2 separate regions of the Mus musculus genome follow, and region 1 is linked to region 2. Evidence: chromatin loops called from intact Hi-C (ENCODE). Cell type or tissue: heart. All regions are shown on one strand. Each heading gives the region's core, and the rest is flanking DNA. Links, peaks and the distances in the headings are about the cores only.

Region 1 (8,659 bases), core at 4,060-6,559, 47 kb before region 2:
CAGCAGGAGGGACCAGGAGAGACAACACCAGAAGTCTCCGTTGTGCCTCTCTCAGCGAAGTGAAGATCAGCGACTAGAAACCCACAAGCATTGCACAGCTAACTCTAAAAGCAAGCCAAGCTCAGCCTCTGTCACTGTCAAGTTCTTTTTATACTGCCTCCAAACATCACGTGTCCTCCAACAGTCTTGCCTCAGATGACATCACTCTGCCAATCAGCCCCAGTCTGCAAGAAACTGCAGCACACCACCAGAAGTTCTTTTTGATGTGTTTCTCTCTATGGAGTTCCAAGTGGAGTTCAACTATGCAACATAAGGCGGACTAGTACATGCATGTCATTAGCAAAGAGTCCTTCATCATGCGTCCTTTTACGTGCTTGCTTTAACAGAACATCTTTTCCCCTGTGTCTACTTCAGTTAAACATTCCTTTATGAGTCTGCCTTAGCCTTTCATCTGTGTCCATTTCAGCTAAACATTCTTTCATGTGTTTGCCCCAGCAAAACATTATCCAACCTGCTTTCCAAAGAACCCTTAAGTTTTTACTTCAAATGCTCTTAACCACTGAGCCATCTCTCCAGCCCTATAAATAATTTTTGCTCTATATAAACATAGTTTATTTACTGTTCAATATCCTTTATTGAAATGTCTTTAGGAAAGTATTATCTAGTCCCAAAGAAACACAATTTATTTCTTGTGTTTGACAAGATGCCTTTTGGAAATCTCTTTATAGGCTATTTGGGTTTCCTCAGTGGTGCCTAAAATGTCCTGTTTTGTTTTGTTCTTTGTTTTTGTTTTTTCAGCAGAAAGGGCAAGGCAGAAAAGGCAAGACAATAGGCTATTTTCCTTTCTCACATCACTGTAATGTCTCCTGTCTTTTTAACGTACCTCAGACAGACACAAATCTCAAAGTAATCCAGCTACTCTGGGAGAAGTGTGATTTTCTAGAGCCTCTAAGGTGCGGGCACTTGTCTGAGGTCCTCCTGCCTGTTGGGCATGGTGGCTCAAGCCTGGAACTTCAGCAGTGGAAGGTAAGAACATGCCGGCTCTATAATGCTTGGTGAGGCTGACTTACAGGAGACCTTGTCTGAAGAAATGAAATGTTATCCAGCCTCTGGGCAGCTGTGGCTATGTTTCTTGACTTGAAACACTTATGTAAGCCTAATCTTCAAGTCATGCATGGCGATCGCATACAGAAGCATTTCGTCATCCATCTTTGACTCAAGCCTTTTGGTTCCTTGCTTTGTTTAAGAGTGCTGAAGACCAGCTGCCAAGTCCTCTGTCACCACCACCCACAAACTGTACCTGTTCCTTTTAACTTTTTTTTAAAGATTTATTTATTATATGTAAATACACTGTAGCTGTCTTCAGATACACCAGAAGAGGGAGACAGATCTCCTTATGGATGGTTTTGAGCCACCATATGGTTGCTGGGATTTGAACTCCGGACCTTCAGAAGAGCAGTCGGGTGCTCTTACCCACTGAGCCATCTCACCAGCCCCCTTTTAACTTTTTTATGTGGTTTCTAGAAAATTAAAAATTATAGGGCTCTGCCGGAGGAAGCTGCGCGGGCCTGAGCTGCGTCCACCGGCCGCCTCCGCTGCCGCTACGCCTCTGTCAGCCTCGTTTGGTCCGGCTTGACCTGGTCCGGCCGGCCTGGGCTCTGCGGCCGCGAGGTCGCGGCTCCCGATGGAAATCCTATGACAGACAGTTTGGGTGATATCTGCAGGAAAGATCTTTAAACATTACAGAAGACAATAAACGCTAATGCATTTGAGAAAACGATAAAAATTGGGGGTAGGGAAAAAAGCAACTGTTTCTGCAACTTTGCTGGATGTTAAGATGTCCGTGGACATGAACAGCCAAGGGTCTGACAGCAATGAAGAGGACTATGACCCAAACTGTGAGGAAGAGGAAGAAGAGGAAGAGGACCCTGGGGACATAGAGGACTACTTACTATGTGGAGTAGCCAGTGATGTGGAGCAGCAGGGGGCTGATGCTTTTGATCCCGAAGAGTATCAGTTCACTTGCTTGACCTATAAGGAGTCTTAGGGCGCCCTCCATGAACATATGACCAGCTTAGCCTCTGTCTTAAAGGTATCTCATTCAGTTGCAAAACTTATATTAGTTAATTTCCACTGGCAAGTCTCAGAGATTCTGGACAGGTACAGGTCTAATTCTGCTCAGCTGCTTGTTGAGGCTCGAGTTCAACCTAATCCATCCAAACATGTCCCCACAGCCCATCCCCCTCACCACTGTGCAGTGTGTATGCAATTTGTGTGGAAGGAAAACCTGCTCTCTCTGGCCTGCCAACATCAGTTTTGCCAAAGCTGTTGGGAGCAGCATTGCTCAGTGCTTGTCAAAGATGGTGTTAGTGTAGGAATCTCATGTATGGCTCAGGATTGTCCACTTCGAACACCAGAGGACTTTGTATTTCCCTTGCTTCCCAATGAAGAATTGAGAGATAAATACAGGCGCTACCTCTTTAAGGACTATGTGGAGAGCCATTGCCAACTCCAGCTGTGCCCCGGTGCAGACTGCCCCATGGTTATCCGGGTACAGGAGCCTAGAGCCCGCCGAGTGCAGTGCAATCGGTGCAACGAGGTCTTCTGTTTCAAGTGTCGACAGATGTATCATGCCCCCACAGACTGCACCACAATCTGGAAATGGCTCACCAAGTGTGCAGACAACTCCGAAACAGCTAACTACACTAGTGCTCACACTAAAGACTGTCCCAAGTGCAACATCTGCATCGAGAAGAATGGAGGCTGTAATCACATGCAATGCTCCAAGTGTAAGCACGACTTCTGCTGGATGTGTCTAGGAGACTGGAAGACGCATGGTAGTGAGTACTATGAATGTAGTCGGTACAAGGAGAATCCTGACACTGTCAACCAGAGTCAGCAAGCACAGGCCAGGGAGGCCCTCAAGAAGTACTTGTTCTATTTTGAGAGGTGGGAAAATCACAACAAAAGCTTGCAGCTGGAGGCACAAACATACCAGCGGATTCATGAGAAGATTCAGGAGAGGGTTATGAACAACCTGGGAACTTGGATTGACTGGCAGTACCTACAGAATGCCGCCAAGCTCTTAGCCAAGTGTCGATATACCCTGCAGTACACCTATCCATATGCATACTACATGGAATCCGGTCCCAGGAAGAAGCTGTTTGAATACCAGCAGGCTCAGCTGGAAGCTGAGATCGAAAACCTTTCATGGAAAGTTGAGCGTGCAGACAGCTACGACAGAGGGGACTTAGAAAACCAGATGCACATAGCAGAGCAGCAGAGAAGAACCCTGCTAAAGGATTTTCAAGACACCTAAACTGGGCTGTGGCTGTGCCGGGGTGAGGAAGATGTAGCTGTGAGGCCGCCCGGCTGCCGTCCTGCAGGCTGCAGGCTCTGCCTTTCACCACCCAGGCAACAGCCAGGGCCCCACTCCTGAAAGACACTGGCAACACACCTCTTAGCCGATTTGTTTTCTCCTCATCTTTTTTATTTTTATTTCTACCAGGGTAGAGGCCGTGTTGAGCTGGCCTCTAATGAGGACTTTAAATTTCCCCTGGATGGTTGTTGGGCGGGAGGGGACTTTTTTTTCTGAATGGCTATTAATAGTATTAGATCATTACAACTTATGTAATTTTCAAAGGTTGTGCGATTATAAGGGAAAGAGGCAAACCATAGATAACACAGAGCCCGATTAAAATAAATTGGCATTGGAGTGCTTCACCCTTTAAAAAAAAATTATAGATGTGGCCCTTCATTAACTTCTATTCGAAGCTGGGCAGTGGGGGCGCATGCCTTTAGTCCCAGCACTTGGGAGGCAGAGGCAGGCGGATTTCTGAGTTCAAGGCCAGCCTGGTCTACAGAGTGAGTTCCAGGACAGCCAACATTACACAGAGAAACCCTGTCTCGAAAAACCAAAAAAAAAAAAAAAAAAAAAAAAAAACCAAACAAACAAAACTTCTATTCAACATTGCTATCTTAGAGGAGTGCCTTCCCTTTTAAAGCTCAGGCTAGCTCCTTGTTTTGGCCAGAGCTCTCTAGATGAACAGAGCTGATAGTATATATATAATTTATTAGAGTGCTTTACAGGCTGTGGTTCAGCTAGTTCGATACTAGCTGTCCCCCAACAGAGAGCTGTGGGCAACCCATGGGGACGGATGTCTCTGTTGGTCCTCAGTAGACACTGGAACCCTAAAGAAGTAGATTCTAATAGCAGCAAAGGCATGCTTTGGTGGCAGGGGAGACAGACTTGCCAATGGGAGGGGAGACAAGCAGGTAAGGAGCAGGAGCTTCCTTCTTCCACATTGCATCATATAGCCTGTCATGAAGGTGTGCTTCAGGGTTAGAGTAGGTCCTCTAACCTCAGATGATCCAGTCAAGAAAAATCGCTCACAAGCATTCCCAGCCTCTCGGGTTTTAGTTGATTCTAGACGTAGCCAAGGTGACAACCAACAATAGCCATTACAGTCCTCAAGCTAGGAAGATTATGACATCTAAATTTTTAAAAATGAGGGCTCTGGCTCAGTTGGCAGAGTCCTTGTTTAGAATACAAGAAGTCCTTAGCAGGATCCCCAGTGATGCATAATAGCACACATGTCCTTCTAGCACTCCAAAGATGGAGGCAAGCAGATCCGGGGGTTCAAGGCTGGCCTGAACTGTATTTGAGGCAAGCTACACGAGACCCTCCCTGTCTCAATGTATTCACAATAAAAATTTCAAATAATTGTCATGTTAGGAATTTCCAGTTGTAAATAGCATATGTGTGTGTGTGTATGTATATGTGTATATCTATCTATCTATCTATCTATCTATCTATCTATCTATCTATCTATCTCTATCTCTATCTCTCTCTCTATCTATCTATCTATATGTTATTGTTCCATGGATATGTTTCTGTAGGTAAAGTACAAGTGTGTCCTGTCCTGGCAGGGCCATTGCTAGAGTGCAAACAAATCTTGTCCCGTAAGTATCTCTCTGTCAAAGGTTAGATTACATCCCTAATCACTCAAGGATTGGGGGCGTGTCCAAACCCTTCGTCTATCAGAGTGGAATTGTCCAATCAGGCCGCAGCTCGAGCGGAGGGGCGGGGCAGGATGCTTTACTCTCGCGGTGTTTGGTTCTTTTCACTGTTTAGTTCTTGTTCAGGTTCCGTTTCTTCAGGTTCTATGTCTGGCTCACAGTTGTGTATGGTGGCTCCGCTGTAGCTAGCGTCCTTATGAGGTGCAGACGACGACGATGCGGGACAGCAGAAATTCGGAAATGGTGAGCGTTCCGGCCGACGCTGGCTACAGCCAACCAGTACCAGCCGCAGGGAAGGCCTCCGTAGCTGGTGTCTGCGGCCCGATCCCGGTGCTGTCCGGTGTCCTGGGTGTCCTGGGTCCCCTCGCTTCCCATCTGCCCTCGCGGCGGCCTGACCGACTCACCTCAGGACTTGGGGCGTCATGGCCGACCCACCTTAGGACTTGGGACGCTGGCTTCTTGGTTGTGGGTTCCCGCCCTTCAGCCATGGCTGGGCTTTCCCGAGTCTTGGAAAGTGGGGTCTCAATCTATTTACTCTTCGCCTGCCTGTCCCACGCCCCCGTGTTCACAGTGAAGTCCCAAAATTCCAGTCTTTAGGGCCGTCCCCCCGCTAGTCTCAGGACATCGATGGTTGGTTAGTAGGAAAAAGCCGAGAGAGATTTCGTCAGTGCGGGCACCGTAGAAGCGGGACAGATGAAGGGTCTAGGACACTCCTACCCCAATTGATCTTTGGACAGGAGCTTTAGGCTTAAATAGAGGAAGGCCAGACCAAAAAAAAAAAAAGCTTAAACACAGCAGCCTAATGTAAGGTGGGCCCCGCCCATCTTTGTCTCCGCTCATTTGAGACCTGAAGGGGACTAGGTGTTTCTCTGGAGATAGCTCCTGCTTCTGTGAAGGGCTGTCCTTCCATGAATCCTGGGTGACTGCAGGTTAAGGACCATAACTTATCTCTGTGCCCTCAGCGGCAGAGTGAAGGCCGGGATGCCAGGCGGTCATCCCGCCTTTATTTGTGGCTGTATGTGGATACACACACGTGTGTGGGTGTCTGAGGAAGTCAGAAGACGGTGTCAGATTCCCTGGAGCTAAAGGTATGGGCGGTTATGAGCTGCCCCAAAGTGGTTGCTGGAAACTGAACTCCATCCAGCTTTCTTCAAGAGCAACAAATGCTCTTAACCACTGAGCCATCTCTGCAGTGCCCCCCGCCCCCAACAGTTTCAGTACCAGTATTTTCAAATGCCAACTTCTACTGTAAAAGGTTTTAAAAGTGACAACCATTACTGTTTATTTTCGTTGCTAAATAAATAGAAATTGACACAATATCTTTTTCATTTCCTATTAGTAATGGTCCCAGGTTCAGAACTGCCAGATGCTGACAAATTTCTTATAGCTGCCATATGTCCTAGCCTAAAGTTGACCTTTCATCATCCACTTAGACAGCAGCCTGAGATCTGGGGTGAAACCTCTTCGAGGAGCAGCTAGAGGACCTGGAGCTGGAGCAATCGAATAGTCCTCATCTCAATAGTTCATTTTTTTCCTTGTTTTTTAAATACTTATGTATATGAGTACCCTATTGTTGTCTTCAGTACACCAGAGGAGGGCATCGGATCCCATTACAGATGCTTGTGAGCTACCATGTGGTTGCTGGGAATTGAACTCAGGACCTCTGGAAGAGCAGTTAGAGCTCTTAACTGCTGAGCCATCTCTCCAGCCCCCTCCTTTTTTTTTAAGATTTATTATTATACATAAGTACACTGTAGCTGTCTTCAGATGCACCAGGAGAGGGCATCAGCTCTCATTACGGGTAGTTGTGAGCCACCATGTGGTTGCTGGGATTTGAACTCAGGACCTTTGGAGGAGCAGTCAGTGCTCTTACCCACTGAGCCATGTCGCCAGCCCCCCCCCCTTTTTTTAAAGGATTTATTTATTGTGTATACATCTTCTGCCTGCATGTATGCCTGCAGGCCAGAAAAGGGCAGCAGATCTTATTATAGATGGGTTGAGGCACAATGTGGTTGCTGGGAATTGACTTCAGGACCTCTGGAAGAGCAGGCAGTGCTCTTAACCGCTGAGTCGTCTCTCCAGCTCCGTAGTTAATTCTTAGGGACATTGTCTCCCTCTAAGCTTAGCTCCACTCCTAGGAATCATTGTTTAGTTAGGTGCTGGTGAATGTGGGCCTCAGAGCAGCACTTCCTGCCATCTCCAGTCTCTCAGTTGTTAGGGGAGAAAACCTTCTCTCAAGGGATTAGAAAGAAAACCTCCAGCGCGCAGTGGGGCAGAAGCTGACACTGTGTTTGAGTCAGTCCAGGGTCTCCCGAGGTGTGGCTGGTGAGGTTTTCAGCAGCACTAGGGTGAGGGAACAGCCTTTTTTGGCACTTGATCCTGACAGGTCTGTCTGGTCTTCAGGACTTGCCCCCTTTTTTATAGTCATCACCTTGAGATCGTTGCACATTTATTTGAATCTCAGCTTTTCAATAAGTATGAATTGTACTCAGAGCTGAATAAGGTAAATATTCTTTTGAGACAGGGTTTCTCTGTGTAACCCTGGCTGTCCTGGAGCTCACTTGGTAGACCAGGCTGGCCTGGAACTCAGAGATCCACCTGCCTCTGCCTCCCGAGTGCTGGGATTAAAGCTGTGTCTCTCAGCAAGGTGGATATTCTTGAAGCTAGCAAGAAGTAGTTTTCAACAACAACAAAAAGTAGAGCTTCACTTCCTCTGATTTCTTTTTAACTCTTTGCTTCCCCTAGCATAAGCAGTAACATTTCTGGGATGTTTTGATTGGGGCAAGTCAGGGGGTGTCATATGGGCCTAGACTCACAATTGAGAAAACTTTAGTTTCCCATCGTTGTTGTAAAAATGAATACATTTCCACAAAGTACGTTAGATGAACTTGTAAATTACTAAGTTGGCTTTGTTGTTGTTGAGATAGGGTCTTGCTATGTAGCATTAACTGGCCTGGAACTTGCTGTGTAGACCAACAGGTGGGCCTCCAGCTCAGAATCGCCTGTCTCAGCCTTGAGAGTACTGGGATTAGAAGGATGTGCTACCAGACTAATATATATAAAACATTGTCTCAAAAAACAGAACTGAGTGTCTGGAGGATAGGATTGAAAATGATCTTCTAAGTAATTCTTTTATCTTCTCTTTTTTTAAACCTAAGTATAGATTTGTCAATTATAATCATGTTCACAAATAGCTAGTTTTTGCTATAATGCATTATTTTCATTTGATCTATTTTTATTATTTATTTGTGTGAGTTTGTTTGCATGTGTCTAAGTTAGGGTTTCTACTGCTGCAATGAGATACCACCAAAAAGCAAGTTGGAATGGAAAGGGATTATTTTGCTTATCCTTTTATACACTGTGTTTCAATGAAGGACATCAGGACAAGGACTCGAGCAGAACAGCATCCTGGAGGCAGGGCTGATGCAGAGGCCATGGAGGGTGCTGCTTACTGGCTTTCTTCATATGGCTTGCTCAGCCTGCTTTCCTATAAAACCCAGAACTACCAGCCAGGGATAGCATCACCCACAATGGGCTGGGCCCTTTCCTATTGATCACTAATTGAGAAAATGCCTTACAGCTGGATCTCACAATGCCAATTTTTCAAGTGAGATTCCTTTTTCTCTTATGAATCTAACTT
Region 2 (8,659 bases), core at 2,092-4,591:
AAAACCCTTAAACTAAAACTCCCTGGTTTCTGTGTGTTCTTTGTTCCCTTAGATTGCTGACAGAATTGGAGACACCTTCCTGGTGGCCTTTTGGCTCTAAGTTTTGGAAGATGCCGGCAGAAGAAAATCTCAAGGAAGGTGTGTCTTCCACTTGTGAGCCCTTTGGAAAGGAAGGGGTTGTGATCACGGTCCCTGCTATTATTTCTGAGAGAGCAGAGTCTCATTCCAAGCTGGGAAAGCTCACTGTCCTGGTCTCCGCTCTGGAAATCTATGACTCCTGCTCGTTGCTCCTGCACAGATTTGAGAAGGAAGATGTTGATGATATCAAGGTTCACTCTCCTTATGAGGTCAGCATACGCCAGCGCTTCATTGGGAAGCCAGACGTGGCTTACCAGCTGATATCTGCCAAGATGCCAGAGGTCATTCCCATCTTAGAAGTGCAGTTCAGCAGCAAGATTGAGCTCCTGGAAGACGCCTTAGTGCTCAGGAACAAGGTCTTTGCTTCCTCTGCAGAGAGGCATGCAGGTGAGTGGCCAGCAGGGCAGTGCGTGTGCTCACTTCCAAAATTAGAGCCTCACTCAGCATGCTGTGATTCGTGTTCAGCAGGCCCATCAATCAGCAGCTGCTGGCTCCAGCTCGCAGGCAGTCACAGGCTGGAACAACCCTTCCAGACTGCCAACTTACACCTGCCCTTGACAGATAATTAGGTTTCAGGGCAGGGCTTGGTTCTTGAATGTCTCCCAAAGGCTTACCTCTCAAGGTGGCACTCTTAGGAGATGGTGGGGCCTTTAGAAGGAAAGACTTTCTTAGACGTTTTCCCTCTCCTCCTGTTTGCTAGTGATACAGTGAGTAGTTTTGTTCCTGTTGTGGTGTCCTGCCTCACCACAGGTGCACAGCATTAGGGACCACTTGACGTTGGACTGGGACCCTCTAGAACCATGAGTTAGGTTAAATCTTTTCTCTAGATAAGTAGATTGGGTCTTTCCTTTTTTTTTTTTTTTGGTTTTTTGGTTTTTTGAAGCAGAGTTTCTCTATAGCCCTGGCTGTCCTGGAACTCACTCTATAGACCAGGCTGGCCTCAAACTCACAGAGATCCTCCTGCCTCTGCCTCCCAAGTGCTGGGATTAAAGGTGTGCGCCGCCACTGCCCAGCTTGATTGGATCTTTCCTTGTGGTATAGAAAACTAAGATACCAGAAGCTAGGTGTTATATAAAGGAAAGATTAGGTAATTTACATTCTGAAAGCTTAACGTTCAAGATTGGACAGCTCCATTTGTTTGGTCTCTGCTAAGAGGGTCACATGGCAGATAGCACCATGTTAAGAATAGTTAACAGGACAGGATGCTGAAGAGATTGCGGAGACAGGCTTGTTCCTTTGCTACAACTAGCTCTCTCAGAAACTTACTAAGATCCCACAATCCTCCTAAAGACAGTCTCCATATGACCTGGTGACCTCCGCCTAGGCTCTGCCCCTTCAAGGCACCACCCCTTCTCAGCATCACTTAGCGCACCTAGCATATGAACTTTTGGGAGACACACTCAGAGCATCTCTGAACAACAGCGAAGGGCTTGGGTGAGCCTTCCAAAAGAACCTTCAAGTCTCTAGCCCTTGCCTCTCCTCAGCTTAATTCAGGAAGCGGCACTCTCAGATGCATTCTGTGTGATCCACATCTACCCTGACCTGCCCCTACCAGCCTACCACTATCCTTTGGCATCACGTTGGGTCTTTTCAGCCACTACCCAGATGTACACTGTAGAGGTCTGCGTCCTTGAATTCTTGGACACAGAGCTGAGTTTTCAGGTTCAGGTACTGTGCATTGGGTCAGTGGGGCAGCAGAACATAGTACCAAGGCCCAGGATAGGGGTAGTCCATTTGGACATGATGTGTGTGTGTGTGTGTGTTGCCCATGGTGTTCAGCTTCCCTGGATTAGGCTCAGCCAAGTGAGGGCCTCCATGTAAGAGATGAAATGCTACAAAACGAAGCAGAACATCTGTCAGTGTGAGAGAACAAACTGCTGTGCTCTGTCCTCTCAAGACCAAGAGTGACCCGTGAGGCACAAGCAGAGAAGGAGTAAGTGGGGTCTCCTAGTGGAGGCAGGAGTAAGGAGATGATGTAAGTAGGCATGTGATACTGTAGCCGGATGAGAGCTGTCCCAATGGAGGAGGACTGAGGGAGGAAATGATATGTGTGCATGCCTGTCCTCTCCGCTTGGGGCAGGGGGCGCTTTAGTTAGGAGGCACTATAATGTTTAGGAGGGTGGCAGCTATGCCAGTGGAGGGAGGACTGAGGAGGCCACAATAGCCTAAAAGTAAAGTAACTTCCCTAAGGAGATTCCTGGGGCTCTCATGACTTTATAACTCATGAAGTCATAGGTTCATTGCAAGATAGACATCCATCCAGTGGGTCTCGTTTGGTGAGAGTTCTGCTGACCACCCAGTGACAGAAGGCCTAGTCTTGTGCACAGGCTGCCTGTGGCTCGATGTCCAGATAGCATTACCTTGGGGAAAGCTCCCCTTCCTGATCAGTCCCCGAACTGATGCAGGCCAACCTCCCATATTATAGATGTCAGAATCAGAGATTTCTTTGTAACCACAGTGCTAGCAACAGCATGCTGGGATTTGATTGCGTTATTAGGGACCTGTTCTTTGTAGGGGGCACAGGAAGTGGTCATCACAGGGCACTTGCATGGGGTGAATAGAGCACTTGGAGTGTGACAGTCTGTTGTTTATGTCTCCTGGGGACTCCCGGAAGTGTTTTGAGTATACTTGGTAGGAAGGAGGCACTATCCTTTTTTCTAGCACATGGGCGTGCCCAGCTGGCTGCTCTGTGCAGGAAGCTCACATGTACTGAGGTTTAATGGGGAAGATGGCTTCCAAGGAGGTAGGAACTCGGTGGTTTTCTTACCCACAGCTTGGTGGGGAGGGTTGGCACCTTGCCCACACCTTCATGTGCTGCAGTGCTCAGCTAGCTTCTATCTTACCACTGGGAGGTGGAAACTGGAAGCCTTGACTGAGGCCCCAGGCCCAGCCTCTTCTGAAGGTGTGCTATGTGCATGTGAACACACAGGGGCAGTCTTGAAGCACGGCGAGCTTTTGCTGTCGGGAGTTAAACTTTACGCAGGGAAGCTCCCCAGAGACTGCTGTAGTGAATGCTTCCTGCGGGCCACAGGCTGCCAGTATCAAGGGCTTGGGCCTGGAGAGCAGGAAGATTGGCCATGGTATCTGAGAAGAGCACAGCTTGATGCTGTTGCCCCCTCAGATCATCCTTAAAGACTTGTGAGCTTAAAATAGGTTGAAAACAATACATACAGGTCATTGTCTTTTGTTCAGTGTCATGTGGTAACAGGTATCTCAGACTCTGGAGTTTCAGATTGTGGAATATTTGTGAACAGTAATGAAATAACAGAGCTCAAGTCTGCATGTGGAATTCACTGCTGCTTCATATCTGCTTTAGGCACACAGGCCAAGGGTGATTTTATACATTTTTTTCAATGATTTTGTGCACAGACTGTTTCAGAGTGTCCTGAAGTTTGCAGCATATGAACTCTGGGTTTTAACATTAGAGTCCTATGCTGCCCCAACCCCAAATCTGCTCTGTTGTCAACTTCTAGTGCTAGCATGCCTCCTTGTCCCTCCAGGGAGCACCCATAGCAGGTACCTAATCTCTTACCTCACTTCACCTCTGCCTGGCCCCCTCTGTCCCCAGAGCCCCAGGGTCCTGTGATTGTGGGTTTCTGAAAAGCCTGTAGAAGTCCCCACCGCAACACTCCCTGCTGGAGTACACAGGCCATGCATTTTTATGGTTTATCTGGATGAAATCAGCAGTAAGGTGCCCTCCCATTCTGTGACCAAAACACGCATAGTGTGCTCTGAGTCATCTGTTTGCTAACTCTTTCTTTTTTTTTTTTTTAAAGATTTATTTATATATTATATGTAAGTACACTGTAGCTGTCTTCAGACACACCAGAAGAGGGTGTCAGATCTCGTTACGGATGGTTGTGAGCCACCATGTGGTTGCTGGGATTTGAACTCCGGACCTTTGGAAGAGCAGTTGGGTACTCTTACCCACTGAGCCATCTCACCATCCCCTGCTAACTCTTTCTTTGCTGCTTGCTGTTGTCACATGCCCAGAAGGACCGTCCCCAGACACTGGTGTAGGACAGTGCTCAGGGCTCTCAGCACTTATGCCTGAAGCCACTCGCCATGTCCCCGACCATACATCACAGTGGAGGACAGAAGATGGCATCTGATCAGCTTGGCCCAAACTGTCTTTTAAGACGGCTTAGAAGCCCTTGAGAGTCCTAGATATAGGTATCCATCTTAGTCATGGTGTCTATTGCTATGATGAAACATCATGAGCAAAAAGCAAGCTGGGGAGGAGAGGGCTTATTCTGTGTACACTTACATAACAGTTCATCATTGAAGGCAGCCAGGACAGGAACTCAAAATGGGCAGGAACCTGGAGACAGGAGCTGATGCAGAGGCCATGGAGGAATGCTGCTTGCTGGCTTGCTTCTCATGACTTGCTCAGCCTACTTTCTTACAGAACCCAGGATTACCAGTCCTGGGGTAATCTCACCTACCGTGGACTTCCCCCCGCCCCCCTTAAATCACTAATTAAGAAACTGTCCTATAGGCTGCCTACAAATGAATCTTATGGAGGTATTTTCTCAATTGAGGTTCCCTCCTCTCCGATGACTCTGACAGCACCATAGGATAAGGACCTCAAGTGTGCAAATGCTGTGCTGTTTGGCAGAATTCTCACAAAGGGTCCCTGATGGTACAGTTAATACATTTTGCCTGATGGCGATCTCTGGGCCCCAGGGCAGGGTTTGTAGGAATAGACATGAGTGGCACTGTGGGTGTTGGTGTTCCTGGGTCCAAAGGCAGGATCCTCAGGGTTGCACTGTGCTGATCTGGGTTGGCTGGGAAGCTGGTTAGGGAGAGTGACTTGGCCTTTCCACACCTGTGGTCTCCATGCCTGATATTGCTCTGTGCTACAAAGTCACCATGGAGGTATAGGGTGTGTGTGGAAACAGAATATGATTTCCTTCTGTTTGCCCTTCCTCCTCGCTCTGTCCTGTCCTTGGGGATGAATGTGCATTTTGTTTTCTGACCTGTACTCTCGGCTCAGGCCTCATGCAGCCTGCAGCCCCCCAGAGGAGCTGCTTTCCAAGTGCAGATGAGGAATGTGAGGCCAGGTATTTCCCAGAAGAGGAATCTGTCTGCCTGGGTTGGTCTTGGTGCCTTTACTCTGAGCTGTGTGCCAGCGGGCTGTCCGTGGGGAGATAGCATCTGTCCCTTTTGCCAGCTGACCTCCCTTCAGGCCATCTTACAGCTCTGTCCCTGTACTCTCACTGCCTTGCTGCAGGAGCCGTTCTTGCTCACTTTTATTAAACAGATCATTAGTGACTGAAGAGATAGAAACCATCCTGCCCAGAGCCACAGTAATTCTTCTCAGATGTTTCAAAACATGGATCAGCGAGTCAGCAATCAGCCCTGGAGGTGGCAGAGCACTCTGTGGCTTAGATGGGTCCCAGCTGACCCCACAGCTTGTGGAAAACATCCCAGACTCCATGTGTCTGTGGGTCATTAGAAACATCCATTAGGAGAATCTTGCTTCAGCTTTGTTTGTTAAAGCAAAGTCCCAGTTGTTGAAGCTGTTGAAGTCCAGTCAGCCAGCAGTGAGCCCTAGGAGCTGGGGTTGAGGGAGGCTGATAGCTACCACCCCCACATTAGTACCTGGCAAATATGAGTTTGTAATCAGTTTGGCTTGTTGGACGCAGTTTTGTTGAGAATGCAGTAGGAAAACCACTGTCCCAGTGACGGTTCTAACTCAGCTACTTGGTAGATTGGGTTTACACACTGAAGTGTGCAGTGTGTGTGAGGTGAAGGGGTTTACCTCTGTGTTTATCTACCAATCTCACGGGCTGTCCTCATCCTGCCTGTCTTCCTCCTAAGGGTGTGCCTTTCTCAGGAGGGATGCCTTTTAAGACTGCTGGAAGAGATTCAAAGAGAAGGAGATTTTGTGCTGTGTTTGAAGCACCTGGGAAAGACAGGCATGTCTTAGTGACTGATCTTTTCGGTCCCTGCCCTCAGACCCAGTGAGAGCTCCCCTAAGTGTATCCCCTTTTCTCTCTTTTTCTAGTGTGCAGCGGTGACCTCCAGGCTGCACTACCTTGCCTAGCTGAGAGGAGGGTGAGAGCCACTGGAGGGGGTGCTTGTCAAACTCAGTGTTCCCCTCTTTCTTCCCAGCCTAGTAAATGCACTTGGTTGCTGCTCTTTTTTTTTTTTTTTTTTTTTTTTTTTTTGGTTTATCGAGACAGGGTTTCTCTGTGTAGCCCTGGCTGTACTGGAACTCACTCTGTAGACCAGGCTGGCCTGGAACTCAGAAATCCGCCTGCCTCTGCCTCCCGAGTGCTGGGATTAAAGGCGTGCACCACCACACCCGGCTTGGCTGCTGCTCTTTATGTGGGGTACCTCGTATTGTAGGGAAGAGGAAATATAAGACTTCAGTTGCAGACCTTCTCTGGGCTATGAAGTTCTGAGTTTGTGGCTGGAGTTGCTCCTAAATAAAGAACGGGTGGCACGTGGTAGCCACCAGGACCCACTACACTGGGCTGGTTGCACTGTTACTGCCAGTTGTCCTGTCTTGGGTGCAGAGATTACCCAACACACAGGTGTATGTGGATTTGTATGAGCTGCAGAACTGTCCCATTGAGCTGAATGCTGCCTGACCACAGGGTGGGTGGTTCTGACTCACAAGCTGGGGCAGGCTTGTACATGCAGCACCACTTGGCTCCAGTAGCTGGCCATTTCCTGTGCTCTCTGGAACCACAGTGTTCTGTGGAATAGCTCAACTGTCCCCACATTTCCTGGTGATATGTATATTTCACCAGGGTTCTATAGTTCTTGTGTTTTATATGCCACATCCTTAAAAATGTAAACATGTGTGAATTATAGGCCCTTCTCTTAAGAGATACTTACAAAGTTAGCTCTGGGTGCTTACAGTATTGTAAAGTCACCTTGATATGGGGCATTCAGCTCAGGAGGGGCCCAGGACCAAGGCCGACACATACCCATATGGATACTGTGACGCGCACCTTGGGCCAAAGCCTGTGGCAGTCTTAAATGCCTTCTGTGATGTTCTGAACGCTTGTGTGTGGTTTGCTCCCTTCCGAAAGTTTTCACCACTGACCTCAGCTTCCTGTTCCAGCATCCAGACCGAAGGGCTGCACTCCACACCGAGAGCTGCCCACAGGAGGACAGGAAGGCGAGCAGCTGCAGCTGCAGAAGAACTTGCCACTGTTCTCTGAGGGGGAAGCCCAGGAGCTGACACAGGTAGAGGGTTCCCACTGCCTCAGTGGGACAGTCCAGCATCTCTGTCCTCTCCATCTGTGCCTTATTCCTCTCCTGCCTAAAGACAGGCCCTTGTTAGATTATGCATGCCTTTCACTAAAGCAGTGGATCTCACCTTGTGGGTCATGACCCCTTTGGGGGTTGCTTATCAGATATTTACATTATGACTCATGACAGCAACAACATTATAGTTATGAGGTATCAGTGAAGATAAATTTATGGTTGGGGGTCATCACAACATGAGGAGCTGTATTAAAGTGTCACAGCATCAGGAAGGTTGAGAACCACTGAACTAAAAGAAGCTGCTTGGTTCTAGGTTTGCTATGCCCATCCCAGGTCCCTTGTTTCATGGCATACAGACTCATAGTGTACACACCCTCTGCACATATATGGTGCTGACCTTGTGACCTCCACTTGATATGTGTGTATGTATGTATGTATGTATGTGCTGTACGTGTGTGCACTGCATATGTACTATGACTTTTCTGCATAGTATATGTATACTGTCTAGTAATGTACAGTATACATGTGCTCCATGTGTGTTGCATGGTATACAGGTACTGTATGCTGTGTGCTGTACATGAACACATGTTCTTCTCTGTAAGCATGTATGTACAGTTAAAGATAAACTAGCTTGCTCAAATCTCTCATGCTCAACATTAGATTCTGAAAGGTTTCCACTTTCCCTGAGAAAATTGAAATTGAAATCCCACATAAATGCTTTGGTGTTGCTGCACAGCGTAGGTGCCTTTCCTCGAGTTTTTGAAGAAACGTCTTGTCAGTGTGTCCTCTTACTGACAGGTGTTTCAGTCTGTACCCTAGATGGTGAGAGGATGTGATGGCTTGTCTCCGTAGTCACAGCACTCTGGGAGCTTAGGCTAGACTGCCAAAGGTTCAAGGCCAGCCTGGATTGAAGAGAGAGACTGTCTAAAAACAAAACAATAACAACAAAAGCAACACCCAGATAAGAGCTGTTAGTAAGGCTGGAGCATGAGGGTAAGGTAATCAGATCATGAACTGCATACATCATGCATGCATGCATACATACATGCATGCATACATACATACATACATACATACATGAGTAAACATAACCCAGTTCTTAATTTAGAAAAGGAAAAATGGGGGCCGAAGAGACAGTTTAGCAATTAAGAGCACTAGCTCTTCTTGTAGAAGCCTGGGCTTGTTTTTCAGAAACCACATGGTGGCTCACAGTCGTCTGGAATGCTGACTTCTGATCTCTGTGGATACTGCATGCACACAGTGCACACATGTACATCTAGGCAAAAACCCGTACACA

What was found. Peaks named below come from ENCODE experiments on the same cell type or tissue, not always from the same donor. Only the 100,000 strongest peaks of a DNase experiment are listed, where the experiment ranks them.
Region 1: it touches region 2 in a loop (1.9-fold over the local background); 7 of 42 quality-filtered maps call a loop at or near these places.

The regions. Positions count from the first base shown.
Region 1 is chr11:59,468,944-59,477,602 of GRCm38, reverse strand. Zfp867 (zinc finger protein 867) reads left to right here and starts at 5,129. Exons shown (of 4, transcript NM_178417.3): 1 at 5,129-5,262. The coding sequence starts at 5,236. It also overlaps the pseudogene Gm12263. In heart, for the core only: no CTCF peak of the experiment used is centred there; a DNase peak (open chromatin) is centred at 5,082; H3K4me3 peaks cover 1,445 bases; H3K27ac peaks cover 998 bases.
Region 2 is chr11:59,420,207-59,428,865 of GRCm38, reverse strand. Snap47 (synaptosomal-associated protein, 47) reads left to right here. Exons shown (of 5, transcript NM_144521.3): 3 at 53-525; 4 at 7,217-7,341. Among named protein-coding and RNA genes, the nearest start is that of Snap47, 25 kb to the left of the region's middle. In heart, for the core only: a CTCF peak has its summit at 3,060; no DNase peak of the experiment used is centred there.